Regions from separate parts of the Homo sapiens genome. Here regions 1, 3 and 4 are each linked to region 2. A link is a loop called in an ENCODE intact Hi-C map of the cell type or tissue named here. Cell type or tissue: endothelial cell of umbilical vein. All regions are shown on one strand. Region 1 overlaps DOK5 (docking protein 5). Region 2 has its middle 130 kb from the start of PFDN4. Region 3 has its middle 77 kb from the start of PFDN4. Region 4 overlaps DOK5 (docking protein 5).

Region 1 (8,000 bases), 310 kb before region 2:
ATATGAGATTTACTTCCCTGCTCCCCCATCCTCACCTCCCACCAAAAGAAAAAAGTTGCTTTTTCTAATATGTAATTAAAACAGAAACATCATAGTTTAGCCTCCAGACCCCAGTTTATTTGCAAGTTACCACGAATGCTTTAGAATTTAGTGTGCATTAGGTAAAAATCCACCACAGCTTTGAAAAACTTTCTCACACTATGTTCACTACTTGAGGTAGGGATTTAGAAAAAAATCGAAATCACTTCAAATTATCACTCCCCTTATTTAAGGCCAGATAGTAAAGTATTTAAATTTCTTATGTTTTCTACCTGAAACTGTGAAATTAATATAAGATAGCATTTGAGGTTTTTATTTTAGAGCAGGGGATCCAGAAATAAGAGTCAACTCTGCCACTTGTATTTGTGAATAAAGTTTAATTGAAATAGCCATGCCTATCTGTTTATCTATGTTAAAAGCAGGCTGGGCACGGTGGCTCACACCTGTAATCCCAGCACTTTGGGAGGCCGAGACAGGCGGATCACTTGAGGTCAGGAGTTCAAGACCAGCTTGGCCAACATGGTGAAACCCCATCTCTACTAAAAATACACACAAAAAAATTAGCCGGGCGTGGTGGCACGTGCCCGTAATCCCAGCTACTCAGGAGGCTGAGGCAGGAGAATTGCTTGAACCTGGGAGAGGGAGGCTGCAGTGAGCCGAGATGGTGCCACTGCACTCCAGCCTGGATAACAGAACGAGACTCCATCTCAAAAAACAAAACAAAACAAAATACAAAACAGTCTATGGTTGCTTTTGCACCGGAAGGCAACAGAGACCATATGACCCAGAAAGCCTAAAATATTTGCATCTCAACTCTTTACAGAATAAGTTTGCTTTCCCCTAAGGAAGCCAGCCTTAGGGATTTACAAAGCAGATTTAGGAATCAGATTACCTGAGTTCAAACATGAATCTATCATTTAATAGGTAAAAGATCTTGGGCATATTAATTACATCATTTAGATTCCTTGAGCTCGGTTTCCCCGTCTGTAAAATGAAGATAATTATACTTACCTCATGGAGCTATTGGGGCGATTGAGATAATACCACAAAAGCACTTAGCGTTGTGCCCGGCCATAAATAAAAGCTGATAGCATAACCGAATCGAATGCTCTTTTCTGTCAATACGTTTCTTTTCTTAAAAATCCTCAAAGAGGTTCTCACTTCTAGTTACCTACATTCAGCAACATTTCTTTTCACACTCATTAGCTTGAGGCTTGCTTCAGTAATTTTAACTTCATTAAAATTATAATTATTTCTTTAATTCCATTTCCTTTATCTACTTCTTCAACGTAATTCTCCCATTGGCTGCCAAGGCCCTGGGAATCATGGAGAATCTCTGATGAGACAGTCTTAGAGAAAGAAAATAAATAAGAACCAGATAAAGTCAGGAAAATGAACAGTGAAGTAATTATCAAATGTGCCTGGCAAACCAAATTTTTAAAAGACAAAAATGAAGACCCCTGAGAGAAGTAGGATCAGCTAAAATTGTGTGAAAAGTAGCTACAGAGAACCCAGAGAGAACACACATGCATTTCGGGGAAGCCATTAGCACTAAACAATTTATATACCCTAATCTACTAATTAATTGTTAGTTGAATTCAATCCTTTCCCCAGTATTTCTCAACCGCTTAAAAAACATATCCTGAGCAGCAGTGTGCTAGGAAATCCCAGCTAACTCAGATCTATAAAACTATGCATTGCTTATCTGAAGTTCAAATTTAATTGGGTATCCTGTATTTTATCTGGCAAAGAGTAGTGAACCAGGCAGGCGCCATCCCTGCTTGCTCTGCAGCTTTAGAGGAACTCTAACTTTAGGTGCTCACAAAATTCAACTCACATCCAGCACTGACCTTCTCTTTAGAAGTTCATGGCCACTGGGGGCCCATTTGGCAGGTGTCACTGTATGATATTTCCAACTTGATTTTCTTGTGGCACTCTTCTGGAATTAAGGTCTTTGGCAACAAAGACTGTCTTTTGATTTCTACATCCCTGAACTCCAGTACAGTGCCGGAAACTCATAGATGCTCAATACAGACCACATTAATGAATGAGTGAGCAAATGCGTGAATGGTTGGATTCATATTAGACACAACACACAATACACTCACAGCTCACATGCAAAATGTCCACACACCCTTCAGAAATACCTAGGATAGAGAAAAACATGTTGCCAGAATCCAAAGAACATATGGGTGAAGAATGATCTTTTATTTTCAAATGTTTTATGAAGAGACTCCGAACAAAATAAAGGCTTTCAAAAAGGGGGGTAAAGGGGTGAGGAAAGCATGTGAGAGAAACTGTAACCCTGTAAACAACACTAACGGGTTCTTTGAACAAATAGTTTTGAACAGAACAGATAAGAGTGAGTCGAAGCACTGATTTAACTAATTGGTGATATAATCAAATATAATTTCCAGTAGTTAATCAGAACCACAGTAATAATAACTGAGGAATAGGGTGTAAACAAATAACAAATAATTAAAAGCCATTTTATTGTCAATACTGACTGTCATACAACTGAAACACTTGGAAGGAAAATCACAAGAATCCACAAAAGGACAGATTCAGAGAAGTGCAAGGGACAAAGTATCTACAATAGAAAATCATTTCGTGACATTGACTTCTTTCTGTCCAGCTGTAAAAGAGGGAACACAGAGTCAATATCTATAGAGCACGTTTCAATTACACTAAGAATTTAAAAAAGAAAAAGAAAATAAAGAAAATTATTGTATTGCAGAGTTTTCCAATGACCACACAATTAGCCAGGACTTTAAGCTTCTTCTCTTGGTCGTCATTTCCCTTGCTGTCATTCTGTGACCTCCTGGGTGAATCTGTGGCTGACACATCACAAGTGTGTTAACAATTCTTGGCAGTTACTGTCAGTGCTCAGATCTGTAGGCTGGAAAAGTCTCTGTTCGATGAAGCTTCAGAGGGCTGGAAACATCTTTTCCAAAAAGAATTTAAAATCAACAGTTACATTTCAAGAAAGCCCACAATCAAATTAGGTGGCAACAACTTTCTCTATAACAGAAATAAGTAAATGTACTTAAGGCAGAATTTTTTCCAAAGGCCTCTCAGGATGATATGTAAATGAGTCACAGAGATTGCATGATTTACGTATCATTTGCATGTGGCCTTTGGGCTGAGCCATGGTCAGTCCATTAGCAATTATTTTCTTCCTTAATTTTTCATCTGCATCAATCCCCATATCCAGGGTATTCAGGAGAAATGAGATAGAAACAGAACTATGGAAACTTTTAGCTAGAATATTCTGGAAACCTGAGCAGCAATAAGGCAGTCTTATGCTTATACTTTGGTAATCTTGTAAATGTTAAGGAGAACTTCCTAAAATTCATTTAGCCTTTATTATTTCAGGTTTAGATTTCAGACCAAACAGAGTTTAAAAAGTCAAGAAGGCAACACACAAGATCCCTATTAGCCCCCTTTGTGACATATTAATAATATAAGGGTTGTCAAGCATTTTCTAGAAAGAGCCAGACACTAAATATTTTAGGTTTTGCAGACCATATGGTCTCATTGCGACTACTGAGCCCTGCTGCCTGTAGCACAAAAGCAGCCACAGTTAATATGTAATGAATGTCGTCCTAATAATGCTTTATTAATGAAAATAGTCAGCAGGCTGGATCTGGCTCACAAGCCATTGTTTGCCAATCCCTGTAGATAATGCGTCCCTGATTTAACAAAAACTAGAGGTTCTACTGCCACCTGCTGGCCAACGGTTACCGCAAGCAAAGAAATGTACACGGCTAGGTGAAGATCTCAGGACTCACCGCAAAGCCTTTGGAACAAACTTCCGCAGCCTTGGTGAGTAAATGTGTGGATCAAGCAGGCACAAGAAACAGGATTGCAGCCAGTGGAGCATGTCCGCCCCACCCACACACATTCAAAACAATGTTGTTTTTATTTTATTTTATTTTATTTGTATGTATTTTTTTTCGCCCCGGCTGCAGTGCAGTGGCGTGATCTCAGCTCACTGCAGCCTCAACCTCTTGAGCTCAGGTGATCCTCCCACCTCAGCCTCCCAAGTAACTGGGACCACAGGTGTGTGCCACCACACGTGACTAATTCTTGGATTTTTTGTAGGGAGGGGGTCTCGCCTACATCCACCAGCCATGTGGCCTGGAGTAAGACCTTAACCTCCAAAGGTCTCTGTTTCTTCAGTCATTGAAATGGAGACCATAGTCCCACTCTCACCAACTCCCATGGTTGTCAGGAGAACCCCATAAGGCTACATGGAAGACGCCTGGTTCAGTGACACAACTGTTTAGTGCCACTCTTTGATTTCCTCAAATTATCTTAGGTCCGATCTATGATATAGGTGCCTAGTTTTTCTTGTTTTTGTTTTGAAACAGTGATGCTATCTTCCAAGGCAATTCCCACAGAAGAGTTCGGAAAACACTGGAGCAATGAAGCACCTTGGCCTAAGGGTAAAGATTGCTGAGATGATAACTTTGAGAAGGAGGTGAGAGAGTTAGAGGAACATTGTACTGAGGCCAGACACTCCGGTGCTCATGTGCAACGGCCTTGGGGCTAGTCTCCCACTTCCTCTCCTGTTCTCTTGCAATCCCTTGAATGAAAATATCGATTAAATCTGACACTGCCATGCTGAGGACCCTCTAATGCTTCCCCTCACACTTAGAATAAGCAAGTCTTGATTACCTGTATTCACCACCCCGGCTGTCTCTTTATGTCCCTTAGGCACCAGCCACACTGGCTCCTTCCTGATCTTTGAATGCCCGCAGCTCATTTCTGACTCAGGGCCTTTGCATTTGCTGACCTCTCTATGGAGAATGCCTTCCCCTGGCTCTCGGTATGGCTGCCTCTTTTAGACTTAAGGTCTTGGGGTGTTGCAGGGGCTTCCACTGACTACCCCATCTCAAGAAGTCCCTTTGTCAGCATCTTCTCAAAACCAACAGCTCTGCCTCACTTTCTTTATCATAAAAACTTTCTTTTCCACTGTTCCATATACCAAATCTGAAATTAACTATGTCTGCTTGATTATGGATTGTGACTCTCCATTAGATTATAAGCTCCGAGAGGGAAGGAATATCCCTGCCTAGGAGTCCCAGGTATGTCTGTCATCTAGCACAGCGCTTGGCCTAAACTAGATGCTCAATAAACGTTTACTGAGTAAACAAAGAATGGATGGATGGAAGAATGAGAGAGAAAAACCTTAAAATCTTTGTTACTTACTAGATAGGTAGTCTTGGACCCATTAATAACCCTTCAAATTCTCAGTTTCCTAACAGCAAATGAGAATAAAATACCCTTTCGGGCAGCTGTTTTGGGATCTAAATGAGATCATGTATGTTAGGTCCCAGCGGAAAGCTGGTACACAGTAGGTCCTCAGAAAGAGTAGCTTTTAGAAAGACCCCATTGAATATGGCTTGTCTCCCTCGTAATGATGAAATCTGAGATTTCAGCACTGCACTGGTGGCACGTGAATGCTTATTCATATAACAAGAAGGAAAAGAAGTTTCATGTCCAAATAGATGTGCAGAGCTTTGGTTTAAACAAGTTTAATCAGGTTTTTCATTGCAGGGCATCTCAGAGCCCTGAAATTATTGATTTGTTTTCTGACTCTCCATGAGAACTTAACATGTAGCATTTCCCCCAGACGCGTTTGACCACAGTAACCTTTCTTAGGGGAAAGGTGCTGTCTACCAGAGTTAGCTTTCCAAGGAACATAATTTGGGAAATGCTACTGATGTAACTGCTGTTATTTTATCCAATGCATTCCTAAAAGAATCCAGTGAATAGTATTCAACATAAACTTGTTGATTGCTTCTGTAAGTTTCTTCCATAGTTTTTTTGTTTTTTTTTTTTTTAACTGAGACAGAGTTTCACTCTTGTTGCCCAGGCAGGAGTGCAGTGGCATGATCATGGCTCACTGCAACCTCTGCCTCCTGGGTTCAAGCGATTCTCCCACCTCAGCTTTCCGAGTAGCTGGAATTACAGGCGCCCGCCACCATGCCCAGCTAATTTTTGTATTTTTAGTAGAGGTGGGGTTTCACCATGTTGGCCAAGCTTGTCTTGAACTCGAGATCTCAGGAGATCCACCCAACTCGGCCTCCCAAAGTGCTGTGATTACAGGTGTGAGCCACCACGCCCAGACAGTTTTCATTATAAACCTACTTCCAATGTTGATTTTGTATCTGCATAATCATAGAAGAGAATTTCTATGAAAATTTTAAAACGACGTGGGAGAAGCAGTGAAGGTAGATTAGGTATGTCTTGTGTGGCACGTGTCAAAACCAGCCACCTCCCTTTCCCCACCAAAAACTGTAGTAAAATGATAATTCCCAAATCAACCAGCAGGGGGCTCTCGAAGACTACATTTGAAGAAAATGACCATTATTCTCAAACCAATTTGTTAAATTCCTCCTTAAGGGTCTGTATGATTTCCAACCTTAACCTCCAGATTTGCCAGAAAAAAAAAAAAAAAGCCTGAAATTCATCAATGTAGGTGAATTGGCCAGAGGAATTACAACCCATAATCATCAGCAAAACAAGAAGAAATTAAAGGCTCTGTAACTTCATCATATGGCACACCCCAGGCCCCCAAGTCATTAACTTTTCCCAATCCTATTTCCTTTTTCTAAGGGGTATGAAAAGTAGGGGAGAGGGAAGGTAGGTAGTATAGGTAGAAGAATAAAACTTTTTTTTTAAATGTACTTGTTTAAATAGCCACTTTTGATAAGCAAGATAATTTTAGGTACTCTGTGAACATCTTTTAAATCTTCAATACTTATTATTTATTTTATTGTCTATTAAAAAGCATAACTAGCTGGGTGCAGTGGCTGATATCTATAATTCCAGCACTTTGGGAGGCCGAGGCAGGAGGACTACTTGAGCTCAGAAGTTTGAGACCAGTCTGGGCAACATAGTAAGACACCCTCTCTACTAAAAATAATAAATTAGCTGGGCTTGGTGGCACACACCTGTAGTCCCAGCTATTTGGTAGGCTAAGGCAGGAGGATCACTGGTGCCCAGGAGGTTGAGACTGCAGTGAGCCATGATCGCACCACTGCACTCCAGCCTAGGCGAAGAGCCAGACCCTGTCTCAAAAAAAAAAAAAAAAAAAAAAAACAGTATAACCAGTGGATATAACAGTATTAAGGTAGTAAAATATGCTTTTTTTAAAGAAGTATATTAAAATAGAAGAGAGTAAAATCGAGTAACATTCTGGTATGTATATGACAAAAATTGTGATGATATAACTCAAATATTGCAAACATTTTTGAAGTTTAAGTGAGAATCAGTGGCATTGTGACAACCCAATCTAACTCACTCTCTCTGCAGAGAAATCTTGGAAGGTAAGCTTATTTGTCAATTATTAATTCAGTCGTTTGCTCAGCTGCTCACAGAGGCACTCAGTATCTTTTTTTTTTTTTTTTTTTTTTTTTTTTTTTGCAGCATCTGCTATGTGCCATGCTCTCTGCTAGTGAACAGAGCACAGAGTCATGAAAACTAAAATGTAAATACCCCCAGTGCTTTCTTAACATTATGCATTCTTTCGACAAATCCTGATGGAAGGCATACAAGGTGCCGGGGGATAAAATGATAAAGATAGAAGGAGGCACAGCTCTCCTGCCCTCCTGTACATTATTGCTTCCTGGGAGAGCTGACCATGAGTCAATTGGCCACATAAATATGAAATGAAAACCGGCCATCATCTGCATCTTATGAGTGCACGTCATCAGAGATGTCCACTCCAGTTACAAGAAAGTCCTGAGGGCTTTCTTGGAGCCTGAGGGGCGCTGGAGGTGAGACCTGGAGGTGAGCAGGAGTTAACTAGGATGAGGGACGGGCGCAGCATACAGGAAAAGCTGCCTGGGGGAGAAAGGACCAACAGCAAAGACTGAGAAAAAAATGCTGTTGTGACCAGGGTTCAGAGCGGGCATGGAGGACTGAGGGTTCAGAGCGGGCATGGAGGACTG
Region 2 (8,000 bases):
TTGATCAAGGGCAACATTTTGAAATAATTATTTTTAAGGCTTTCTATGAGATTTGGTATCAACTCTGCCCTGATGTTTCTATGTATTCTTGGTGGGGGACAATGACAACGTAATTGTAGTGCCACACTTTTATTTTGGACCCAGTATCTGCATATATAAATGTTTATATAGAATTTGTACTATTAACATCCTATCATGTACTACTCTACTTGAGAGTTATCCATTGAACCAATTGATGCACAGTCTTTAATCATAATATTTACTGAAAGTTTATTATATGCCAAGTACTATGCAAAGGTGTTTTATGTACCTTGTCTTAATCAATTTTTTTTGTGGTTTGTTAAATATTTTATTCTATTACATATAAAGCTGTGATTCACATGGAAATTATTTTGATAAAGAAATTATCAGGATTGAACTGAATTTTTTTTATTATACTTTAAGTTTTAGGGTACATGTGCACAATGTGCAGGTTTGTTACATATGTATACATGTGCCATGTTGGTGTGCTGCACCCAGTAACTCGTCATTTAGCATTAGGTATATCTCCAAATGCTATCACTCCCCCCTCCCCCGACCCCACAACAGGCCCCGGTGTGTGATGTTCCCCTTCCTGTGTCCATGTGTTCTCATTGTTTAATTCCCACCTATGAGTGAGAACATGTGGTGTTTGGTTTTTTGTCCTTGCGATAGTTTGCTGAGAATGACGGTTTCCAGCTTCATCCATGTCCCTACAAAGGACATGAACTAACCTGTTGTGGAGTGAAGATCATTGTCTCCCCATCTCTACAACGGAGCCAAAGTAGAGATAAGGAGAGGGAGGCTTAAATAGACTCAGTTAATTGCACAAAGCCTCACCAGTGGTAAAGGGCAAAGGCAGAGCTTAACCCTCAAGGCTTTCTAACCTCAAGGTTAGAGTATTAGCTACTAAGTATTAACTACAGTATTAACTACTAAGTTATATGGTACTTAGGGCATAACTTAGCCATGACATGTGACTCCAAAGATAAATAAGTGTTCATGGTTGAAGCAGCCTCTTTGAAAAACACCTACTTATTCCTTAAACAAGTAGTTAACAAATACTTAATTGTGTGGCAACAGTTATCCTAGATGCTGGAAGTACCAAGGTGGGCAGTGCAGAGAGGAACTCACACCATACAAAATCTTCCTGGTACAGAATCTGACTCACTATCCACTACATTGTCTACCTTGTGCCTGAACTTTTCTCAGTTTGGCAAAGGTCCGGTTATTCCCATAAGGACAAAGACATAACTATATCTCTCTTTAAAGGCTCTGAAAAGTCCTGCAATTAAGATAGTAGTTCGATGTTGGTTTCTCAATCTGCAAATGTGGATATTATCGTTTGGTATGAGTGTGCAAGAGGCTGAAGAAAATCTTAAAACACAAGCTTTGAGTAACCGGTTTGACTACGCTCCACAAGGTTTTTTCTTTCTGCTCAATTTCCAACTTCCACTTTGCATGCAACCATCACTGCACTTCTAAATGTTGATGGATGTACAGAACATTCTTTGCCAGAGACCCACTTGGGCACAGAAGTCTGGAGCAAACTAGAATATTTTATACACACACACAAAAATAAGACCTCATTCTTTCACAGGCAAAACTCCTCTGACGTCAATAGTAGGCTGGGAACAAAGGATGAAACAATAGATAGCAAATTTCAAGTAATTACCTAGCCAATGGCATAGAACGTGATTGACTGAGTCCTTGTGCTTGGCATGCAGATGATTAAATGAGTTTTAATTTGCACATCCAGTGGCAAGACTGCCAACGAATAAGAAATAGAAAAAAAGGAAGAGAGAGAAAGGAGAGCGAAGAAGGCAGGGAAGGAGGAAGGGAGTAGGATAGAAAGCGGGAGAGAGAGAGACAGAGAGAGAGAGAGAGAGAGAGAAGGAGCTCTCTATGCAAGTTCCCTGGAAATGTGGTTAACAGATTGCTAGCATACAAAACAAATAAAAATAAAAATAAAAATAAAAATAAAAATAAAAAATAAAGGTCAGCTAGATGGTTTTAAAAAGCTTTGTCAACAGATTCAAACCTGTTCAGGGACTCTGGGGTGGTAAAAGGGGGAAAATGATGCCCTCGCTATATCTGCAGAAAATGTGTGTTTGCATATTTACTGCTACAGGAATTTGAATTTCTTTTTATGCTATTTCCTAACATTTACAGATGGAGCAGAAGTGTGAGCAGTGGGGAGGCAATTTGTTTCTTCCTCAAAGGCTGCAACTCAATTCAGAGAAACAAATCCAGCTTTCAAGAGCAATTAGATTAAATTCACAATGGCTGCTCTGGGCAAGTTTGATTGTCTGCTGTGATCATTTCTTGTGCCATTTTGCAAGTAGATTGTGAAAAACAGCGATGTCATCACTTCTTCATAATGTTGTCTGAATAACCCTACCCCCACGATAATGTACTCATTGGTCAAATAAGTTAAAAAATTCTGCTTACTCTATTTGCTTCTGGAAAGTCACAATGTATGCTTGTATGTTAAAGGCTCTGAAAAGTCCTGCAGTCAAGACAGTAGTTTGACATTGGTCAATCAAGATTTGTCTAATCCCGTATGAACGCAAATGTTTTTCTGATAACCCATTTTGTTACATCTGACAGCATGGGTGTGCCCTAGAAATGTTTTAGGAAATGATGGATTATATGATTTGCTCCAGTTATCAATCACAACTTTCATATTCATTTGAAAAAATAGATCTAGACAGATTAATCAAACAAGTAATTATTAATCTGTCTCAAACGTGTATTTTCTTTCATGCATAGAAATGAGTAAGACTCATATAAATATGTTAGTTGTCAAATTATAATAGATTCCATTTATTGAGTACTCACTATGGATATATCAAGTATTTCGTTTGATCCTAATGATAACAGTAAGAAATAGACATTTTTAGCCATGTTTTATAGATGAAAAAACTAAAGTTCTGAGAATTTTAGTAATTTGCTTGCATTCAGCTAGGATATGGTAAAATCCACATTTGAACTCAGACCTCAGTTTAAATAATGTGTTTTTTCTGTATTGCTGCTTTTTCTTCTGCCTGGCATAGGCATTAAATGAGGAGGCAGGAATGAAAGGGAATGCTTACCACATTTTCTCTGACACCAGGTTTACCCACATCCTTTCTCATCTGATATATATTTAACATCTGGAATATCTGATTTTTACAATGAGGATAATGAGGTTTGTGGATTTCGAGAGCTGACATTTTATCCAGTATCAAAGTAGCTTTTGAGGAATATGATTAAAATCCAGACCCCTCCACTTTAACATTTTAATTAGGTAAAAATAAATAGTAACTTCATGACTATACACCAAATCAATGTAATATGCCATTGGTGTTAATAAAATCCAATGCCTGAGTCATAACTCTATGTAACTTAAATAATTCCACACTTTAGGAAATTTGTTTTATAATGTGCATTATAAAGAGATTAATTAACGCAAATTTTCCTTAAGTCTGTAATCACACAGACAAAAGGAAGATACTCTCTCAGTCTACATTTTTTTTCTGCTGATGAGGATGTTGGATAGATTTTTCAATTACCTGAGTTAAGAAGCAAGGCCTGGTCAACACAGTGACAACTACCTTGAACAAGGAGACCAAATTTATAGCAACCTAGAGAAGAAAACCACACAATAAGTATAAAGAAAGTTATCAGGGCAAAACATAATGAAACCTATTTTGAATTATAACTCTAGGCATCTATTAATCACTTATTGTCTTATATGTCACTCAAGAAAATGATAAATCCAGCCCTGTTCTTGGGGAGATTGCAATATATGAAGCGCTTCCTAGAGAACACTACCACTGGTCAGAAAATTTACAGTGTGGAATAAGCAAACCAAATATTATCTAAGAGGAATCTTGTGTAATCTTTGCTAGTTAGGATTTTCCTTTTTCTGGTAAAAGTACACTGAGTCAGCTCTGCAATGAGCGTACTTTCCCTGCTGGATAGAATATGGTAGAAATAACAGTGTCCTTCCTTTCCCTGGTTAAGGGATCTGGCCATGACCCAAGATAAGCTTATTGAACGCTGTTTCCTTTGAGTGTGGAATCTTGAAGGAAATGACACAGAAACAAAAAAGATCATAGGCTGATTAACTTCATCGCTGACATCCTAAAGTAACAGCCCCTCAGTTCTGGCTGTAACTCCCCCTCTCCCCGTGAGCTTTCTTTGCTCCTTGTGTTTTTCCAAACCTCAGTCTATGGCTTTCACTTGGATCCTTTTAGGTCCCTTATTTCCCTTGAATGAATTATTTTTCTGCTTAAGAGAGCAAGATACACTTTCTCTTGCTTGCCACCAAAGACCCATAATTTAAACAGTTTCAGATCTGGAACTTCAGAGAAGTATAATAATGAACAGGATAAAAACAAATACTAAAAGTAAACAAAGATAAGTCCATAGTCTGATTCCAACAAAATCATAGGCTAACCATAATTAGACATGTAGGGTAGGGAAGTATGTTAATATTTACATTGGACCAAGAAGAATTATGTCATAAGTTCTACCTCAAATGCCACTCAGAGGCAAGCACTTAGGAAGCACCCTCCTTTTGGAAATATCCATGACGTCCTGTGGGGCAAAATTTCAAGGGAGTATGGAAGAAAGAAGGAAGGAAGGAGCAGGCCAAATGGAGGTGAGAAAGGACTTTGAATTCTCTTTTTTAATGCTTTAATTTGACTTTCTTTTTCCTTTTTAGACACAGAGTATTGGTCTGTCGCCCAGGCTGGAGTGCTGGCATCATCATAGCTCACTGCAGCCTGGAACTCCTGGCCTCAAGACATCCTCCCACCTCAGCCTCCCAAATAGTTAGACTACAGGTATAAGCCACTGTGCCATGCTAGTGTTTTCCCTCTTTTTTTTTTTTTTTTTTTTTGGTAGAGATTGAGTTTCGCTTTGTTGCTCAGACTGGTCTCAAACTCCTGGCCTCAAGCTATCCTTTTGCCTCAGCCTCCCAAAGTGTTGGGATGACAGGCATGAGCCACCGTACCTGGCCTCAATTTCCTGATTTTAAATAGAAGTACACATTGTTAAAATATCAGAACCAAAGACTTTAAATAACAAGTAAAAGTCTACCTTGTTAGCTACCCCCTAGTATTAGTTGACTGTGCTGCCATATAAAATCTCACAGCCTGCATAGCTTAGACATTTGTTTTCTCATGGTTCTGGAGGCCAAATGTCTGAGATCAAGGTGTTGGCAGAGTTGGTTTGTCCTGAGTGCCATGGGGAAGGATTTGTTTTAGGCCTGTTTTCTTGGCTTGAAGATGGCTATCTTCTCCCTGTGTCTTCACATCGTCTTCCTGTGCATATGTCCGTATCTCAATTTCCTCTTCTATCAGGACGCCAATCATACTGGATTAGAACCTACTGCTTAATGACTTACACAAAGGCCCCATCTCCAAACATCATATTCTGAGATGTTGGGGGGTTGGGACTTTAACATGTAAATTTGAGGTGGGGGCACAATTCAGCCCATAACACCTGCCTTTTCCCATTGCCTATTCATGATCTCTAAAGCAGGGGTCTCCAACTCCCAGGCCGCAGGCTGGTACTGGTGCGACCAGTGCATGGCCTGTTAGGAACCGAGCTGCAGAGCAGGAAATGAGTAGCAGGCTTGCGAGCACCACCGCCTGAGTTCCACTTCCTGTCAGGCCAGCGGTGCATCAGATTCTCATAGGAGCAGGAACCCTATCACGAACTGTGCTTGCAAGGAATCTAGGTTGCTCCTTACAAGAATCAAATCTCCCAGCCCCAACTCCATTGGAAAAATTGTCTTCCATGAATCCAGTCCCTGGTGCCAAAAAGGTTGGGGACCACTGCTCTAAAGGTCATTGTTGTTCATTTCTTTCCATTTCAAAATTGTAGGTATGTGTCCACAAATATAAATAAATGTGTGCTTTTGAAAAAAGTATACAAATAAAATCACAGTATACTCATTTTATGAAACTCTGTGCTTTCCATTTAAAGCTATATTGCTGTGATATTTCTCATCTAAATATAGGTAGGTCCATGTTTTTCTTTTTAAAGAATGCTTGGTCTACTCCTTGACTTCAACCTTGATGTTATGCCTGGGAAAAGGTCTTGATCCAGGGCACATTCCCTCTCTTTTCCACTGGAAAAGGAGTAAGGCAGTTAGGTTTTTTTTTATTGCAAGCAACACAAAGTTACCCTAATCAACCTATTCAAAACATGTTAGAACCTACTGGAATCTCACTCACTCACTCCTCTCAGGACACTGGACAACGTGGATAGGACTTTGCAAGAACTAAGGCAGCTCCAAAAGGATAAAAAGGAGGACTTCCTGGATAATCCTGTAGAAGATGGTGTTTGTTCAGGGAGCAGCTGCTGAAATGAATGAACTCTAACTCTACACTCTCTAAGACAGTAACCACCAGCCACATGCAGTAATTGGGCATTGAAATATGGCTAGTCTGAAAAATATTAATACAAGTATGTATGCATGTGTGTATGTATGCTATTATGTTATACATATACTATCTCGTAAATCGTTTTTATAATGATTACATGTTGAAATGATATTTTGGATACATTGGGTTAAGTAAAGTATATAATTTAAATTAGTTAAATGTATTTCTTTTATCTTATAGTAGTTATTAGAAATTTAAAATTATATTTGTGGCTCACATTTGTGACACAAATTATATGTCTTTTGACCCATTCACTAGTCACGTCTCTTTCCTTGCTGAAAAGCCAAACTTCTGGTATGAAGAGTCCACTTGGCCAAGTTTAGGCCACGCGCCTGGTCTTCTGCCAGTGTGGTACTTGGCTTCTGGACACTGACATCTGTTTGTTTGCTTTTTTTTAAAATTTATAATTTCAACTTTTATTTTAGATTCAGGGGGTACATACGCAGATTTCTTATATGGGTATATTTTGTGACACTGAGGTTTGGGATACAAATGTCCTCATCACTCAGGTAGTGAGCATAGTTTCTCAACCCTTGCTCGCCACCCTCCCCCTCACTGTTGCCTATTGTTGAAACTCCTCCCTTATTGTGTCTATTGTTGCCACATTTACCTCCATGGGTAACCACTGGTAAGCTCCCACTTATAAGTGAGAAAAATGGAGTATTTGGTTTTCAATTCCTGCTTTAGTTTGCTTAGGATAATGGCCTCCAGCTGCATCCGTATTACTGCAAAGAACATTACTTCATTTCTTTTTATGCCTGCATAGTATTCCACAGATAGCATATATACCACAGTTTCTTTATTCAATCCACCGTTAATCGGCAACTAGGTTGATTCCATGTCTTTGCTATCGTGAATAGTGCTGCAATGAACATATAAGTGCATGTGTCTTTTCAGTAGAACAATTTACTTTCTTTTGGATATACACCCAGTAATGGGGTTGCCGGGTCAAATGGTAGTTCTAAGTTCTTTGAGAAATCTCCAAACTGCTCTCCACAGTGGCTGAACTAATTTACATTCCTATCAACAGTGTATGCATTCCCTTCCCTTTGCTTTGCAGCCAAATCAGCATCTGCTGTTTTTTGACTTTTAATAATTGACATTCTGACTGTTGTGAGATGGTGTCTCATTGTGGTTTTGATTTGCATGTTTCTGATTATTAGTGATGTGGAACATTGTTTCATACTTTAATTGACCACTTGTGTGTCTTCTTTTGAGAAGTGACTGTTCATGTCTTCTGCCCACTTTTTAATGGGGTTGTTTGTTTTGTGCTTGTTTAATTGTTTAAGTTCCTTATTGATTCTGGATATTAGACCTTTGTTGGATGCATAATTTGTTAATACTTTCTCCTATTCTGGAGGTTGTCTGTTTACTCTGTTGATAGCTTGTTTTGCTGTACAGAAGCTCTTTAATTTAATTAGATCCCACTTGTCAATTTTTGTTCTTGTTGCAATTAACTTTTGAGGACAGTCATAAGTTCTTTCCTAAGGTTGATGTCCAGAATGGTGTTTCCTAGGTTTCCTTCCAGGATTCTTATAATTT
Region 3 (8,000 bases), 56 kb after region 2:
ATTCCCACCACCAGGATATCTGTTTCCCAAACCCTCGTCAACACAGCAATTGTGTATCTTCCAAGACAGTAAATTGGACACTGTGAGAATTCAACCCACCATTTTTGCATCTCCTTCATTTTTCTCAGCTCATCAGGCAAATCTATTTTTCACAGGAATAAACATGACAATTAAAAATTAACCTAGCCACCTGGTAAGCTGCTGCTCATGTGTCTTTCTGACAAGAACAGACTAGCAGAACTCATCTGGGAAGTAAGAGTATAGTTTATTAGAAATGATAAGTTGCGCTTAACTGGCTGTGAAGAGAATGGAGAATTTATTCCCTGTTCCATGATGGGGACATCTAAGTAGAACTCTAATTTGGCTTTCAAACAAATCTAACCATACCAAATTACCACCAAAATATCATAAAAGTTAGGTGCTATTTTTATATTTAGTTTCTACCAATTTATATTATACAACAGAATAAGATACAATGTGGCAGATTATAAAACACCACACATTTCTTTGCAGTTCTTTCATTGAGATATGCAGTCTATTTTTCTGCAAAAATACGGAACCAGCCCAAATGCCCAGCTATCTATGAGTAGATAAAGAAAATGTGAGATATAGATTTTATATATATATATATATATATACATACACACACATACACACACACACACCATGGAATACTACTCAGTCATAAAAAGAAATGAAATAATGGCATTTGCAGCAACCTGGATGGAGCTGGAGACCATTATTCTAAGTGAAGCAACTCAGGAATGGAAAACCAAACATTACAGGTTCTCACTCCTAAGTGGGAGCTAAGCTATGAAGATGCAAAGGCATAAGAATGATAAAATGAACTGTGGGGACTTGGGGGAAAGGGTGGGAGGTGGTGAGGGATAAAAGACTACACATTGGGGTAAAGTACACACTGTCGAGTGATGTGTGCACCGACATCTCAGAAATCACCATTAAAGAATTTATTCATGTAACCAAACACCACCTGCTCCCTAAAAACCTATTGAAGTAAAATTTTTTAAGAAGTTATGTCAGAAATGCAAATGTGGAAACGCCTATCAGTAAACAAGGCAAGTAAATTAGAGTGTAATTATTAAACATTCATATACTACACGAAAAAATGACTTTGATATACAAATTAAAGGACTCATTTGAAGCCTAAAGAAAAAAAGAAAGAGAGAGAGAGAAATGTGGCATCTATTCTCCATTCTCTTGAACGGAGAGGATATGACAATCTAACTTCGAGCCTAGGCCCCCGAGAAGCCCCACAGGTTCTGGTCTCAGCTTTCCAATGTTATTGCTGTGTGAACACGTGCAAGAGAAACTCTAGTAGAGACAATATAGATGAGAATGGAGAAGCCCCAGCCAACTGCCAGACGTGAATGAGGTCACGTGAGAGCACGCAGACCCAGGTGACCTGCTAACGGAATGCAAATGCCTGAAAGAGTCAAGCCAACACTGTGTGGAACAGAGAAGAACCATTCCAGCTAAGCCCAGCCCTAGTTTGCTAGCCCACTGAAGAGTGAGTTGGAAAAAATGATGTTTTAAGCCAAAAGATTTTGGGCAGGTTTGTTTATGCAGCAAAAGATAATGGATAACAAGTATATTTTAAATAAATTTTCATATTATCCCACTACAAATTCTCCATCTGAAGTTTAAAATACTAGCTTATTACTATAGAAATGTTTCTAAATTTCAAATTCAGTAGTCAAATAACCATTGTGAATTTTGATTTTGCAACTGATTGTTATCAATTATTTGTAAAAGAAGGCTTGTTTCAATCAAAGTATAAGCCATCTAGTCATGTCCACCTTAATGACATACATCAAAATTTTCCCCCTAAGTTTCAACTAGGGCAATCCACATAGAAATTTCATTTACTTCCTATGAGAGTAGGAACAGTTCCCTATCCCAAAACGGATTTTTCTGTTCACTGCTGTAACCCCAGCAACCTAGAATAGTGCCTGGCACATAATAAACACACAATAAGTATTTATGGAACAAATGTGACAGGTTCTCTAATATTTGAATAAATGACATGATATTATCATCATGTTCACAGAAAAGCCAGTCTTTTTTTGTGTCTAAAGTAAATGATAAAATGATATTCAATGTGTAAAAGCATATTCATTAGTTTCACGCGAGAGTGATTATAAGTTCTTCCACCGGTAGTTATGTAGCTAATAACCTGAGGAGTTAAGTGTAATTAAGGCATATCACTCTTGGGAAAAAAAACTAATATATTTTCCTGTCTCTGCATTTATGTTCTATTCATTAAAACCTTATAGTCCATTAGTCCATTAATAACCACAGAATACAAAAACAGTGATGTGTAGGTGATTCTGTACTCCACATCACTCTTTTGGTGAAAGCAATTAGTCACTGAAGTGACAACAATATTCAGCAGCCACCAGAGCAGAATGCTTGTTAAAAAAAAAGTTTAAAAGTAGGCAATATTAATAATTTACTATTGGTATCTATTGCATTCTGGAGAATATTACGACAGAAAGTAGGCCCTTGCATGTTGCATTCTGGAAAATGCTAACACAGAATCAAAAGATGTGATCAAGAACTAAAATAGAGTCATATTTGGGATTTATCATCTGTTTCTATTGTTGTTGTTTTAGTACACACAAAGCCACAATAAATATTCTAGGCTACATACATTTTTGCATTATTTGGGGGATATTTTATAGGATAATTGCTAGGGATGCAAATATTTGACATTTTTAGTTTTCAGTTCAGCTACTGCCAGTTGCCATCCCTGAAGGATGTATTAACTTGCTCTGTGCTATAGAATATCACATAGTCGTTAAAAAGATTAAGCAAGATTGACAGTTTATACAAAGACAATTGAAAAAGGAATCTGCAAAACATTATGAATAGTATGTAACAATGCTTATAAGAAATTAAAAGTCAATAATGATAGATAGAAAAGAAGAAAAAGACATATGTGCCAAACTATTCATAATTATTTTATTTGAAAGTTATTTATAAGGCACTAATATAATTCCACATTGTGCTTTTTAACCACATTTGAATTTTACATTACACATTTTTATTTTTGTTTCAATGGCTTTATTTTTCTTTTTTTGGTATTTTTCATCTTTAAAATATCTGACTCTTCTTAATAACCCACTTGTTTTAGTTGCAATTCTTTTGCCAAACAGCAAATACCCAACCGTTTCCTAAGTAAGCAAAGACATCCAGCTTTCCATTCCTCCTCTCCATCTATCATCTATTCAAACAACAACAAGTTTGTAGCTAGGTAGTTGTAGTCTTTGTTTGTGAGAGAAGGTGAACCAAAAATATCTTCAAGCTCCCAGAATCTCTCCCTTCTTTCCTCTGCCATCTTTAGCATTTTGGATTTTCAGCCTTACATTTGTTTCTTTATACACAAAAGATGCTTCCTCAACTCTAGGCTTCAAAAACTCCTGTGACCAAGTTCAAAGTGGAGTACAGAAGAGGACAACGATTCAACTCTTCTCACATTTCTTTTTTCTTATTTCAGGAACTTCTCCTTTTTTCAAAAGCCCCTTACCTTTCATGCCCAGGCTTGTGTTACATGACATCTCAACCAACCACAGACAAAAGGGAACAGGATTTCCAAGGCTTAATGAATTCCCCAATACTAGGCATAGAGAAAATAAATGGAGCTGTATTCGCAATGAAAAAGGAAAAGGGGTGGGTGGGCAGTGGACCAATGCCTGCCACTCCTCTTCTCATTTCAAGAAAGTGATTCACTCCTTTATTTCTTTGATGGTCGTAAACATGTTTCCTGAGTCATTATTTCCACTTCCTCACTTGTGAGTTCTACCATTTTATGGAACTTCTGACCATCATTCCTGGAGGTGTATTTTCTCATGTTGGTTGTAACTTTTATTTGGAACTTTTCTCCCTGACCTACTCATTCTCTCCAAGAGCCTAACTTCTTTTTTATCCTTTTGGTTGTCCTCTGAGCTATCCTCATCACTGTCTCTAGAGTAAATGTTGTTCTGTGCCTGCCCAGCAGCCATTTACTTTTCTTAGAAAACAGGGGAATCTGTCCTTCACCCTACGTGGATGTTATGCCAAAGCCCAGGTGCTTTCTACTGTGTTAGGCTTGCTCCTGAAAGAGCAGTCTCAGGGACAGGGGGAAGGTGAAGGTTAGAGCGCAATGGGTTATGGATGAGTAGAAGGCAAGAATGGAAAAGCAAATGTAGTTGTTGGCACTTTGCTCAGTGGCTGGCACATAGGAAAGCCTTTAGAAATGATAACTAATTGTGATGATGTGACAGCAGCGTGTAAATGTGGTTCCAAATTTAAATATTTAAAACTACATTTAAATATTTACATACTTGTTAATGGGTACAAAAGTACAGTCAGATGGAATAAGTTTGTGTATTTGATGATACAGTAGGAAAATTACAGTTAATCATATATAGTATTGATACAATACTATATATTATTACATCATACTGTATTATATTATAGTTAATAATTTATTGTATATTTCAAAATAGCTAGAGGAGACAAGTTATAATATTCCTTCCCAACATAGACTGGGTGCAGTGGTTCACGCCTATAATCCCAGCATTTTAGGAAGCTGAGGTGGGAGGATTGCTCGAGCCCAGGAGTTCAAGACCAGCCTGGGCAACATAGCAAGACCCTGTCTCAACAAAAAATAAAAAAATTATCCAGGTATAGTGGCACACACCTGTAGTCCCAGCTACTTGGGAGGCTGAGGCAGGAGGATCACCTGAGCCCAGGAGGTCAAGGCTATAGTAAGATATGCACTCCAGCCTGGGTGACAAACGGTGACCCTGTCCCAAAACAAACAAACAAACAAAAATGAATTTGTTCCAATACAAAAAAAAAAAGATAAATCTGTAAGATGATGAATATCCCAATTCCTCTGATTTAATCATTACACATTGTATACATGAATCAAAATATCACATGTACCTCAAAAATATGTACAACTATGATCAATATAAAAATACAACACATATTTACATATTTAAATATTTAAACTCTAGCACCTGAAAATTCTTTTTGTTGTAATGAAATTAGCTTGACATTAAGAGAAATTATGTGAAGTCTTATCAGAAGTACAGCAGTGCTTCTCAAACATCTTTCTATCACGGCACACACAGACGGTGATCATCTTCGTGAGGCCCACCGGGGTTAATGAGGGGGATTCTGAATTCTCCCCAAGGCTGCCGTGGCTGGAGTCAGTGTAGGGCCCCCAGACATCCCAAAGCTTCCCCAGCCATCGCAAAAGGCATCCCCATCACACAGGACACCAGCCAGAAAGTTCTGGGATGTGAGGTTTGAGTCCTATCTCCCTCTGCTCCCTGCTCTGAGCAGCTTCACCTCTCTAAGCCTCAGTTTCCTCATCTGTATAATGGAAACCATAGTGAAACATACTCCAGCAGGGTTTTGAAAAGGTTAAATAATAAAACAACTAAGATGTGTTAGATAAATAATCAGTACTCTGTATTTTTGTTATATCCTGGAAATTTCTGTTCAAGATGGCTCTGTATTGCATGAAACAAGGACTCTCTGAAGGCTGAAGAAGGATTCTTGGCATCCTAGCCATCTGAAACCTCAGTCCTAACCTTTCATACTGAATGCTCTATAGCTCAGCAGCATTTTATTTCTCTTTATGGATAAGACAACAGCACTTATCTGCCAGAAGCAATCATTTTAGCTATGACTTCAGACCCTTATGGCAATAGAAATGAGATCTTGGTAGATTTCAGTAAACACATAACTGTTGTATTTGTCCAGGGTTATACTTCAGCCCTGGCTTCCTTCTGCAAGCTGCTCTCGCCTCTTTCTGAAGCTATTTTTTCTTGAAACCATCTGTATGATTGTACGAGGAACAGCAGTGTCACCACAGCCCACCTTCTGGCCCATTGGTCCAGGGTGGGCTCCTGATTCAGACTGGAACAATAAGGCACCTTCTTTGGGAAACTGAGAACTAGACTGAGAAAGAGAAGCTGGACACACATTTCAGAAAAGAAGCTGTAAATTTGGGGAGAGCTCCCAGAGACCACACAGAAAAGGCCCAGGGATGCCAACAAAGGGGAGACCAACAGAAGACACAAGTGAATGGGCCAGATTTACAGAGAGGAGCAGGAAAAAAGAAGACAATAATGGTTATGGTGTATGATTTTCTGAATCCAGTTATCCCTGAGGCCTAGCCACATCCCTCTCCTGAGATTGTGTGGGATATCTCAGAATCCTTGTAATAAATGCTTCTTTTTGCCCAAGCTTATTTGTGATAGCTTTCTGTCATTTATAACCAAAGGAGACATGCAAGCTGTTGGAAATCTCAGGCCTATTATTTCCCATTAAATACATCTGTACGTCAGCGGCATTCCATTTCTCTTTATAGAGAGGCAGCAGCCGCCATCTGCTAGAGGCGATATATTTTAGGCAGGACTTCAGAACTTCACAGCAGCATAAATGAATTCTTCTTGGAAGATATATTCAGTGTGAGAGAGAGAATTAAAGCTATCTTGGTGTCTTCCTAAAAAAATCAACTGTCATACAACCTGCTACTCTCCAAAACACGTGCTGGGTGCTGGTATTTACATGCTTGAGTTTAGTAAGTGGAAAATTTGGAGACAGAATAGATCACGTTACTGTGTGTATGTGTGTTGTGTGAGTGTGTATGTGTATGTGTTGACGGTAAAGGAAGAGGTGGTGGGTTCAATGCAAGCCCCAGCTCATTGATTGTATAGATGAGGATACCAAGGTCAGAGATGAAATAACTCCAAGGAAAATCCAGAGTAAACAGAGGTAAAGAGGATGAATTTCACTCACTTATTCAAGACATATTTATTGGGAGTCTTTCCATCTCTGGGACTGTGCTCTGTCTTAGGTACATTCATATCGTTTTGTTCAACAAATATTTGTTGACCCCTTTTGGTATAAAGATTCCATGTAAGTTCTTTGGAAGATGAAAACATCGGAAGATAGAACCTCAAGGGTATGATAAGGAGGGAGAGGAAGACAATGATTCATGAGTTATAGCTAGAGTTACATGGTATCATAACACACCCATCTTGATGAAATGCCATAGCAAGTAATTGAAAGCTCCCAGTTGTGAAGCCCCTGCCCCAGCTGCTTTGCTGCCATAGTGGGAGGTGGGGTAGCATGACAAGCCAAGAACATGGGTTGTTATTTATTGTTACTTACAATTACTTACAGTTATTTACAGCTACTGTGGTTACTTGCAGTTGTTGACTGGCTTTGTGCTTTTGGGCTAGTTATTTGCCTTCTGTATGCCTCTGTTTCCTTAAGTATAAAAAGGAGATAGCAATAGAGTTGACCTCATGTGAAAACTAAATGAGTTTCTTCATAAAAAGCAAGTAAAATGTTGCCTAGGCCAGGTGCGGTGGCTCACGCTTGTAATCCCCACACTTTGGGAGGCCGAGGCAGGTGGATCACCTGAGGTCAGGAATTCAAGACCAGCCTGGCCAACATGGTGAAACATCGTCTCTACTAAAAATACAAAAATAGCCGGGCATGGTGGCAGGTACCTGTAATCCCAGCTACTCGGGAGGCCGAGGCAGGAGAATCACTTGAACCTGGGAGGCGGAGGTTGCAGTGAGCTGAGATCATGCCATTGCACTCCAGCCTGGGAGACAAGAGCGAAAGTCCATCTCAAAAACACAAACAAACAAAAAATGCCTAGAATATTCCCAGCACTTGCATAATAAATGCTAATTTTGTTGTTGTTGTCGTTGTTGTTACAAGGACAAAAATTCAGTGCCAGGCATTATGCAAGTTACTTCAGACACACCATCTCATTTCATCTTAACAATACTGGGGAATGGTATCATAATCCCTACTCAGAGACACTAGCTTGTCTGACAGCATACAACTGCTACCTGCAACGTACAAAGCAGAGATACAAATCCAGATCAGTCTAAACACAAAGAATGTACTTCTCCCACGCAAATACTTTAATCACAGATGCAATTAATACTGAAAAACAACGG
Region 4 (8,000 bases), 220 kb before region 2:
GTCTTTACTATGGGTTGCCTTGTCTCCAACTAGAAATCAGACATCCATTACCAAAGAAGAAGGGATCAGCCCCAAATGGACAGAACCTGCCACCACCATGAAAATAAAGCCCTGCTTTCATTGTGACCAGTGCATCCAGGCAGAGGGGGCCCAGCAGATGAACCACCTCAGGGAAAGTCGAGAAGACTCTTGGGGAGGTGAAGACAGAGCAGAGACTTTGAGGGATTGATAAATGTTTGCCACATGGACCACGAAAGAAAAGGGGTCTATACAGCGGGAGTGCTGCATGCAAACCTGGTGATGGATTGATTTGAGAGGGAATATGGAAGAGAGTAAGTCAAAGACAACTCCCTGGCTTCTGCCTTGAATAACAGAATGGATCCTGATGCTGTACAATGAGCCACAGAAGCCCATAAAGAAACCAAGCTCAGGCCGGGCATGGTGGCTCACACCTGTAATCCCAGCACTTTGGGAGGCCAAGGTGGGTGGATCACTTGAGGTCAGGAGTTCGAGACCAGCCTGGCCAACCTGGTGAAACCCCGTCTCTACTAAAAATACAAAAAATTAGCTGGGCATGGTGGTGGATGCCTGTGATCCCAGCTACTTGGGAGGCTGAAGCAGAAGAATCACTTGGACCCAGGAGACAGAGGTTGCAGTGAGCCGAGATCGTGCCATTGCGCTCCAGCCTGGGCAACAAGAGCAAAACTCCATCTGAAAAAAGGAAAGAAAGAAACCAAGCTTGGGTAGGAAAGAGTTCAGTCAGTTTTGAACGTGTTTCAGGAGTCTTTGGCACTCTGGTACTGACTCATACTTCCTTGACTAGAAAAAAGTACTTAAATTGGAAAAATAGGGTGTTTTGTACTACAGTCAACCTCTTTTATCTAATTTACCTAAGCCTTAGAAATGTGGATATGGAATTATTTATCACCTGGGAAAAACATCAGAGTAATAATCCATCATTTAATTTATGGAGATGTGAAGAGTCATGTCCTCTTTGGCATAAGCTTAGGAAACTTCTAGAATATGGCATGGTGGGTAGTTTCTTACATGAGGAGGGGATGACTCCAAAGTAAATATCTGAGTATTGAAAGAGGGGGCTGTGACATTTTATGATTTTGAAAAGACATATTATAGACAGCTGTATCGGAAGAGGAAATGTTTTAGATGAGGAAGAAACTGTGTAAAAAAAGAATGAATCATTAGTACAGAAAAGGTTATCACACACACACACAGATAAGTTGGATGAAATTCCAGAGAAATAAATTTTAGGACATTAGCTCATTGTGCGGAAGCTAGAATCCTATTTTTGCAGAAACGAAGAACAAGGTCTGACATTGAGCTTAGGAGATACAAATGACCTAGTCACTATAAAGGGTAGAATGACAGAACAAATAAGACCAAAGGTGTTTGGGAGAATAAAAATAATAATGGCAATTAATCTCTACAGTTAGAGAGTTGTTCCCTTTTCAAATACATTCACGTTCATTTAATACACACATTAACCCTGATTTAGATAAAGTAGAAACGATCATCCCTAGTTGTTTACTGTTGAAACAACAATAAGTTAACACATGAAAGCAGCAAATCCCAGACTGTGTTCCCTAGAATTAAATTTATTTGTTCCATGGAACACACGATTAAAACAAATAGTTCCATGGCCCAGCTGTTTTGGAAATGCTGACTCAAAGTCCCTCCAATTTCTTAACTGTAGGACTTTTCAGAGCCCATGAGGGGCTGCAGTGGGTTATGAATCTCAAAGATGGGGCCATAAACGTTGCAGTTGCCAATTTCTTTGACCACACAACATTTAATCATGAAAGGCTCTTTTGACACACTCTTTCGTTCACATTTTGGGAAACATTAAACACAGGATTTGCTGGACTTGTCCTTCTGGTCCAAGGTGAACCGAATCCCTGCAGACTCAGCCACATGTGATGATGAGGAAGCAAATGTGTGACTTGCCTTGGAGGCCACCTTTACACAGAAAGAGGATGACTTGTCAGACATATACGGTGGCAAAGCTGGGATTAGAACTCAGGCTACCTAAATCCAGGACCGGCATACTTCTCACCATACCATTTGCCTTGGTCTCAAAAGCGGTCAATGGTCTTCCTTCCACTCTATTTCCTCTCAAGTGTTACTCATCTTGAAAAAGTAAAACTATGCACAGAAACTTTCATCCCCTTCTAATTAGTATAAGCAACATTATTTCCTGAAGGAAAACATGGAACTAGTGTTTAACAAGGTCAGAAACTATATTTAAAGTCACTGGAGTCTTACTATTGTGGGAATTACAGTTAATCAAATTTGCAGCCATCTCTGACAGCTATGGGTGCTTGAGGGGTGCTTCGTGGAGGAAGTAAGAAATAAAAAATAAATTGTTCTATATGTGCATTATTCATATGTTTATTTTCCAATTTTTGCAGGAGTGTACTTCGAGCTACATTTTCAGTGAGGGGGTACCAAATTTTAAAATTCTACAATCTTTTTCTTGTGTTGAAACTTCTAAAAAGAGTCAGATATGCAAAACTGGCATTTTTTTCTTAATAATATCTTTAAAAATAAAATGGGAGAAGTACTGTGCTCTTATAAAGGCTAAGATTTCCTATGGGAGGGATATGTCTGCATCCACCACACCACCTCCGTATTGATCAAATAGCATGATGTACATTTCCTCATTTCTTTTGGAAACGGCTTTATTTATGTTAGAATAAACTCTAAAATTTGGTCACGGTGTGCTACTTATAACCCCAGTATTTTATTATCAAGATTCATAAATTACACAGCATTTAGATGAAAAATGCATATCTCAGAATTACTCCAGCTTTTTATGTGCCCCGAGAGATTAATACTAAATGTATCAGATCTAAAAGAGTAGAGGATGAATCAGCTACAGGAATTCATCAAGGGCTTGGAGGCTAAATGTAGATAATTCTTCCATTCTAATGCTTTGAACTTTGGTTAATGATTATTATAGGTGAAAGAGAATGTGGCTTACCAATTTCCCCAAAGATTTACATATTAAATTCCAAAGCCAGCAGGTAGAAGTCTGAAATAGAGCAAGTTTGTCCTCAACTTCCCTTTATTCATTTCACATTCAAGCAAGAGCTTTTTCATCCACTTTGGTTTTATATTTTTCTGTCCTCCTAAAACATCCAAATCCTGGCTTTTTCTGCTTCCATCACTGCCCACCCTATTTTCTCCAAATCAAAGTTTCTTTTTCTGGTTTCAGATGCCTCAAGTACAGATTTCTTCTGGTAAACTAAATAAAAGTATGACACATAGACATCTGTATGTATTCCATTTCCTCTACTGATAACATTTCTTGCTTTTCAGCCAATACTTTTAAAAGTGTTCACTATGTGTTAGATTCTGGTAACTAATAGTGAATCATGTCTCCCATCCCCAAAAAATCCCTGTCTTTGTAGACCGTATTTTATGCGGGGAAGAGGGGAAGACAATAGGAAACAACCAAGCAAGTGTGTTATGTTCTGGTGCCTCCTGAGAAGAGCAATAAGAGGGATGTGGAAGGCAGTGAGTAGGTGGGTTCTATTTCCAACAAGGGAGTCAAGAAATGGCCTCTCTTAGAGGAGCAATTTGAGCAACGCACTGAACAAAGTAAGGGAGCGAGCTCTGTGGGTACCTGGGGGAGAGCATTCCAGGAAAAGGGAAGAGCAGGTATAAAGGGCAGGAGGTGCTTGGCATCTTCCAAGGAAAGAGAGGAGCCCAGGGCACCTGGAGAAGAGGAAGGTGGGATTAAGGAAACTCAGAGATGAGGTTAAAAGGGCAGCAAGAAATCAAATCGCGTGATCGCATTGACCAGGGACCCTCATCCCTGGGCAGCAGATGGGTACTGGACCAGTACTGGTCTATAGCCTATTAGGAACCCGGCTACACCGCAGAAGGTGAGCAAGCATTCCTGCCTGAGCTCCACCTCCTGATTCTCATAGAAGTGTAAAATCTATTGTGAACTGTGCATGCTAGGGATCTAGGTTGCCTGCTCCTTATGAGAATCTAATGCCTAATCATTTGAAGTGGAACAGTTTCATCCCGAAACCAATCCTGCCCCCAACCCCGTCTGTGGAAAAATTGTCTTCCCTGATACCTGTCCCGGTGCCAAAAAGGTTGGGGACCACTGGCATAGACCATTATCAGACCTTGGCTGAGGGTGTTGCAGCAAAGAATATCGTGATGTGATATAAGTGTTTCGAACAGACTCTAGAAGCCCAAGAATTTGGCAGCCCACTGCCTAGGACCCCAGTAGTAGCAGTAGAGACTGTGAGCTGTGTTCAGAGTCTCCATACATTTTGAGCATACAGCCAACACCATTTGCCGATGGATGGGATTTGAGGAGTTCCTATAATGTATTCCTCATTTATCTTCTTTCTTCTCTTAGGTATGTATAGGTCTATCTGTAACATAGCCTATTTCTTATTTTTTCTACATTCAGAAAGGTTGGCATATGGAATTGTGAAGAATTAGATGTTTGGATTGTGAAGAACCAGACATATTTGGAACTCTACCAAGACAAAAAAGGACCAAAAGGCCACACACAATGACCAGACAGTACAGAGCCTCAGGGTGAATTGCAAAGTTACAGACCGGCTAAGGTTCTCAAGAGAAGACCTGATGTGTAACTATACTTTCTGGCCACCTAAAGCTCTGTCTGTGTCTAGATGATAAGCCAAACATCTTCCTGGGTATTTTGATTCTCTTTTAAGAAAAGGCTGTTCTAGCAAAAATAAAGCAAGTCATCCTTATAGCATTGCTCGCCATCTTGTTATAAGGGAAAATACTGGATACATGAGGGATAACTGGGCCATAATACATCTGGTTCAAAATGACTGGATACAAATAGTTTAGAGTGTTATAAAAGTGGAGAGTTTGGCTCAAGATTATTTGCAGAGTTCAGAGTTATGCTATCACTGGCTTCATGGATCACTGTGCCTAAATAATACATTTTCAATTCAACAACTCCTCCCTGAGAACAAAAAATATATATATTTGAACAGTGTCATTTCATATTTGGCATATGACAGATAAATGATAGAGGAAATCTGGACTCAAAAAGGTATAAGTGGGTTCTCCATTGGAGAGAAGAAAGGCTGGGAGTGGGAGAAGCCTTGGAATGTGGAACTGCTTCATGGGGTGACAGGGAAATGAAATGCATGGAAGACGCCACCCTTGACTCCCTTCTCTACCTGTCTCAAAAGCTTGTTTTGTGCTTATTCTTCCCTTATGTACATACAGGTGTGCCTATAAAGTATAACGTAGTCCTTATTTCTCTAATTTGAGAAGAAATGCAGCTTCCCCATTGTTTTCATCATCATATAAACCAAAGTGTCATCATAGACCCTTTATAAGGTGTCGAAAAGTCACTACTTTTGGAGAATTTGCACAAAAGGAAAAGCTGTTCACTTCCCCCACCTAGCCAAGTTTCTGTTCTAATAGATCAACTGGTTTCGCATAAAATTTTAAATGGCAAAGAAGCCTGGCCCCAGTAAATTCTCACCAAATGAGGCTTAAAGAATCTTCAAGATGGAAAGCCAAAATTAAAATGTTCTATCATAAAAATAAGCATAGTTCCTTCATAGACAAAAGAGTAGTATTTTCTCCATATGAAAATAACCAGAGCCTCGGAGGAGTGTTAACCATGTGCTTTCACACGTTTTCATGAAAAAAGAAAATACATAGGCTGCGTGTTAACAAGGACCACGGAAATATACTGCCATGTAGAGGGAAATATTTAGCTAATTTGTGAATCCACGTGGTAAGTAAATCTTGTACTTACCTTAATGAGTTGTAACACACAATGACTATTTTTATTGAGAAAATCTCACTACTACTAAGAAAATTTAGTCATCAAACTTAAAGAAAACAATAAATCGGTAGAACTTCCTCTTCGTCCACTGTTACCTGTTTTCTGCTTCTTCCCCTCCCTTCTCTCCCCACATTCCCCAAGCATTGAATGAGTGTCTTTCTGCATCAGGCAGTGTCTGAGACACAATGAGATCCAGTCCTCATCCTCTCGGGGCTTCAGTGTAGGGAGTACAACAACATGATAAGTCCCATAGCAGAGACTGGAAAACAGCAAGAACAGCTACAGCAAATAGCAGGAAACCAGAAAAGTGACTTTACATTAGTCAATTACTTGAAACAATTAGCAAGCAGATGTTATTTTAGGGGTGTTTTGTCCTTGGAAAAGATATTGCTTGTACCTTTGTTAAATAATTCAGGCAAGTTTTCAGTCAGTAATTCCAGTTGCCTCCCTGTAAATAGATTACTGGAAAGCTACAGCAATTGAGTCTTACCTTATGATAACACCTGAAATATGCAGCACGTTCATCAGAAAATTTCTCCAGTCTTTTTGGACCTTTGCTTGAAGCTTTCTTGAATACTAACCAGCATCGCTGATAAATCTGGAAGGAAATACAAAGACTGAGCTCAGCATCTCCCCTGACTGACATTTGCATTTAAATGTTTTCTTTTTGATGTTTTCACCTGTGAAATATTTGCAAGCCAGAAATGTGATGTTGCTTTGTGAAAATAAAGTTTTAAAAATCAAAATTGTTTCCACAACGGGCATATTATGTGTCATTCAGACAATTACTGGAATCAAAAGAAAATAAGTATTTGAAGATAAATTTCTTCATGCTTTGATAGCAATATCACTAGGTATATTTCAGAAAAAAGTCCCAGAGATAAAAATCCCAAATGTACAAATAAAATAGGCATTCAAGGAACATGCTAGAATTTCAAGTGCAATTAAATCTGAAAACCATGGGCTTGGTCTATGCTGAAGATCTCATTGCCCATCCTAGAATCTGGCAGCTCATGGTTGTCGTGATATTCCTCATAATGGATGGTGAAGAGTTGGACCAGACACTAAACTAACTAGCTAATAATTGGCTGATTAACACCAACCAGATTCTTGCTTAGGATATTCAACCCAGAGACTTGAAGATTACTACCAGAGGTGCAGACCAAATTGAAAGGTCAATGCTGGTAGGTTTAAACAGAAGTTGTTGGCCATGTTGAATCACTTGCAGGAGAGTTAAGCTGTGGAACCTGCTACAGGGAACTAGATCATTTCTACTCTAGGTAAAAGAGACATTTTAGTTCTTCACAATCTTTCAATTCCTAATACTGAGATCTAGCCTTTCCTCTGGGTTTCTTGGAAATCATCTATATCCCCAGGAACCCATCACCATCAACATCACTGCAACTTTTAATTAAGCTAGCTTGAATGGGGGTCTGATTCTAGCAACCAAAACTATCCTGAAGAAAATAACTAGTAAAAGGTACACTAGCACATTAAAATATTAATAATGCCAGAGAGAGAAAATGCAAAGAGCTAATGAGCATATGAAAAACAATATTCTCCAAAAGCAAAATAAAATGAGACATTTTTAAACCTAAAAATTACTAAGTATAATTTTTTTTTTTTTTTTTTTTGAGACAGAGTCTTGCTCTGTCACCCAGGCTGGAGTGAGGTGGTGCGATCTCCGCTCACTGCAACCTCCGCCTCCTGGGTTCAAGCGATTCTCCTGCCTCAGACTCCTGAGTAGCTGGAATTACAGGCAAGCACAACTAGGCCCAGCTAATTTTTGTATTTTTTTAGTAGAGACCGGGTTTCACCATGTTGGTCAGGCTGGACTCAAACTCCTCACCTCATGATCCACCCGCCTCGGCCTCCCAAAGTGCTGGGCTTACAGACGTGAGCCACCGCGCCCAGCAAATGAGTATAATTTAATAATAATAGTTACTGATGGCAAATGTCTGAGTGGCACTATTATACTCGACTGGTCATCTTTAAAGGTCGCTTGACAATAAATAACCTAAAAAGAATAGAAATCAGGCCGGGCGCGGTGGCTCACGCCTGTAATCCCAGCACTTTGGGAGGCCGAGGCCGGCGGATCACAAGGTCAGGAGATCGAGACCATCCTGGCTAACATGGTGAAACCCCGTCTGTACTAAACATACAAAAAGTTAGCCGGGCA

Evidence for each region. Peaks named below come from ENCODE experiments on the same cell type or tissue, not always from the same donor. Only the 100,000 strongest peaks of a DNase experiment are listed, where the experiment ranks them.
Region 1: a loop joins it to region 2, with 7 times the contacts of the local background. A loop is called at or near these places in 3 of 110 quality-filtered maps.
Region 3: a loop joins it to region 2, with 4 times the contacts of the local background. A loop is called at or near these places in 2 of 110 quality-filtered maps.
Region 4: it touches region 2 in a loop (8-fold over the local background); 2 of 110 quality-filtered maps call a loop at or near these places.

The regions. Positions count from the first base shown.
Region 1 is chr20:54,645,398-54,653,397 of GRCh38, reverse strand. It overlaps DOK5 (docking protein 5), which reads right to left. Exons shown (of 8, transcript NM_018431.5): 8 at 2,229-2,983. The coding sequence ends at 2,919. Among named protein-coding and RNA genes, the nearest start is that of DOK5, 170 kb to the right of the region's middle. In endothelial cell of umbilical vein, CTCF peaks have their summits at 3,771 (motif pointing left) and 6,372 (motif pointing right); DNase peaks (open chromatin) are centred at 3,737 and 6,387.
Region 2 is chr20:54,336,945-54,344,944 of GRCh38, reverse strand. No RefSeq gene overlaps it. Among named protein-coding and RNA genes, the nearest start is that of PFDN4, 130 kb to the right of the region's middle. In endothelial cell of umbilical vein, no CTCF peak of the experiment used is centred here; DNase peaks (open chromatin) are centred at 4,054 and 5,664; H3K27ac peaks cover 3,292 bases.
Region 3 is chr20:54,281,254-54,289,253 of GRCh38, reverse strand. No RefSeq gene overlaps it. Among named protein-coding and RNA genes, the nearest start is that of PFDN4, 77 kb to the right of the region's middle. RefSeq lists an enhancer at 3,587-4,786. In endothelial cell of umbilical vein, no CTCF peak of the experiment used is centred here; a DNase peak (open chromatin) is centred at 3,773.
Region 4 is chr20:54,553,352-54,561,351 of GRCh38, reverse strand. It overlaps DOK5 (docking protein 5), which reads right to left. Exons shown (of 8, transcript NM_018431.5): 2 at 6,312-6,419. Among named protein-coding and RNA genes, the nearest start is that of DOK5, 82 kb to the right of the region's middle. In endothelial cell of umbilical vein, no CTCF peak of the experiment used is centred here; DNase peaks (open chromatin) are centred at 921 and 3,341; H3K27ac peaks cover 3,088 bases.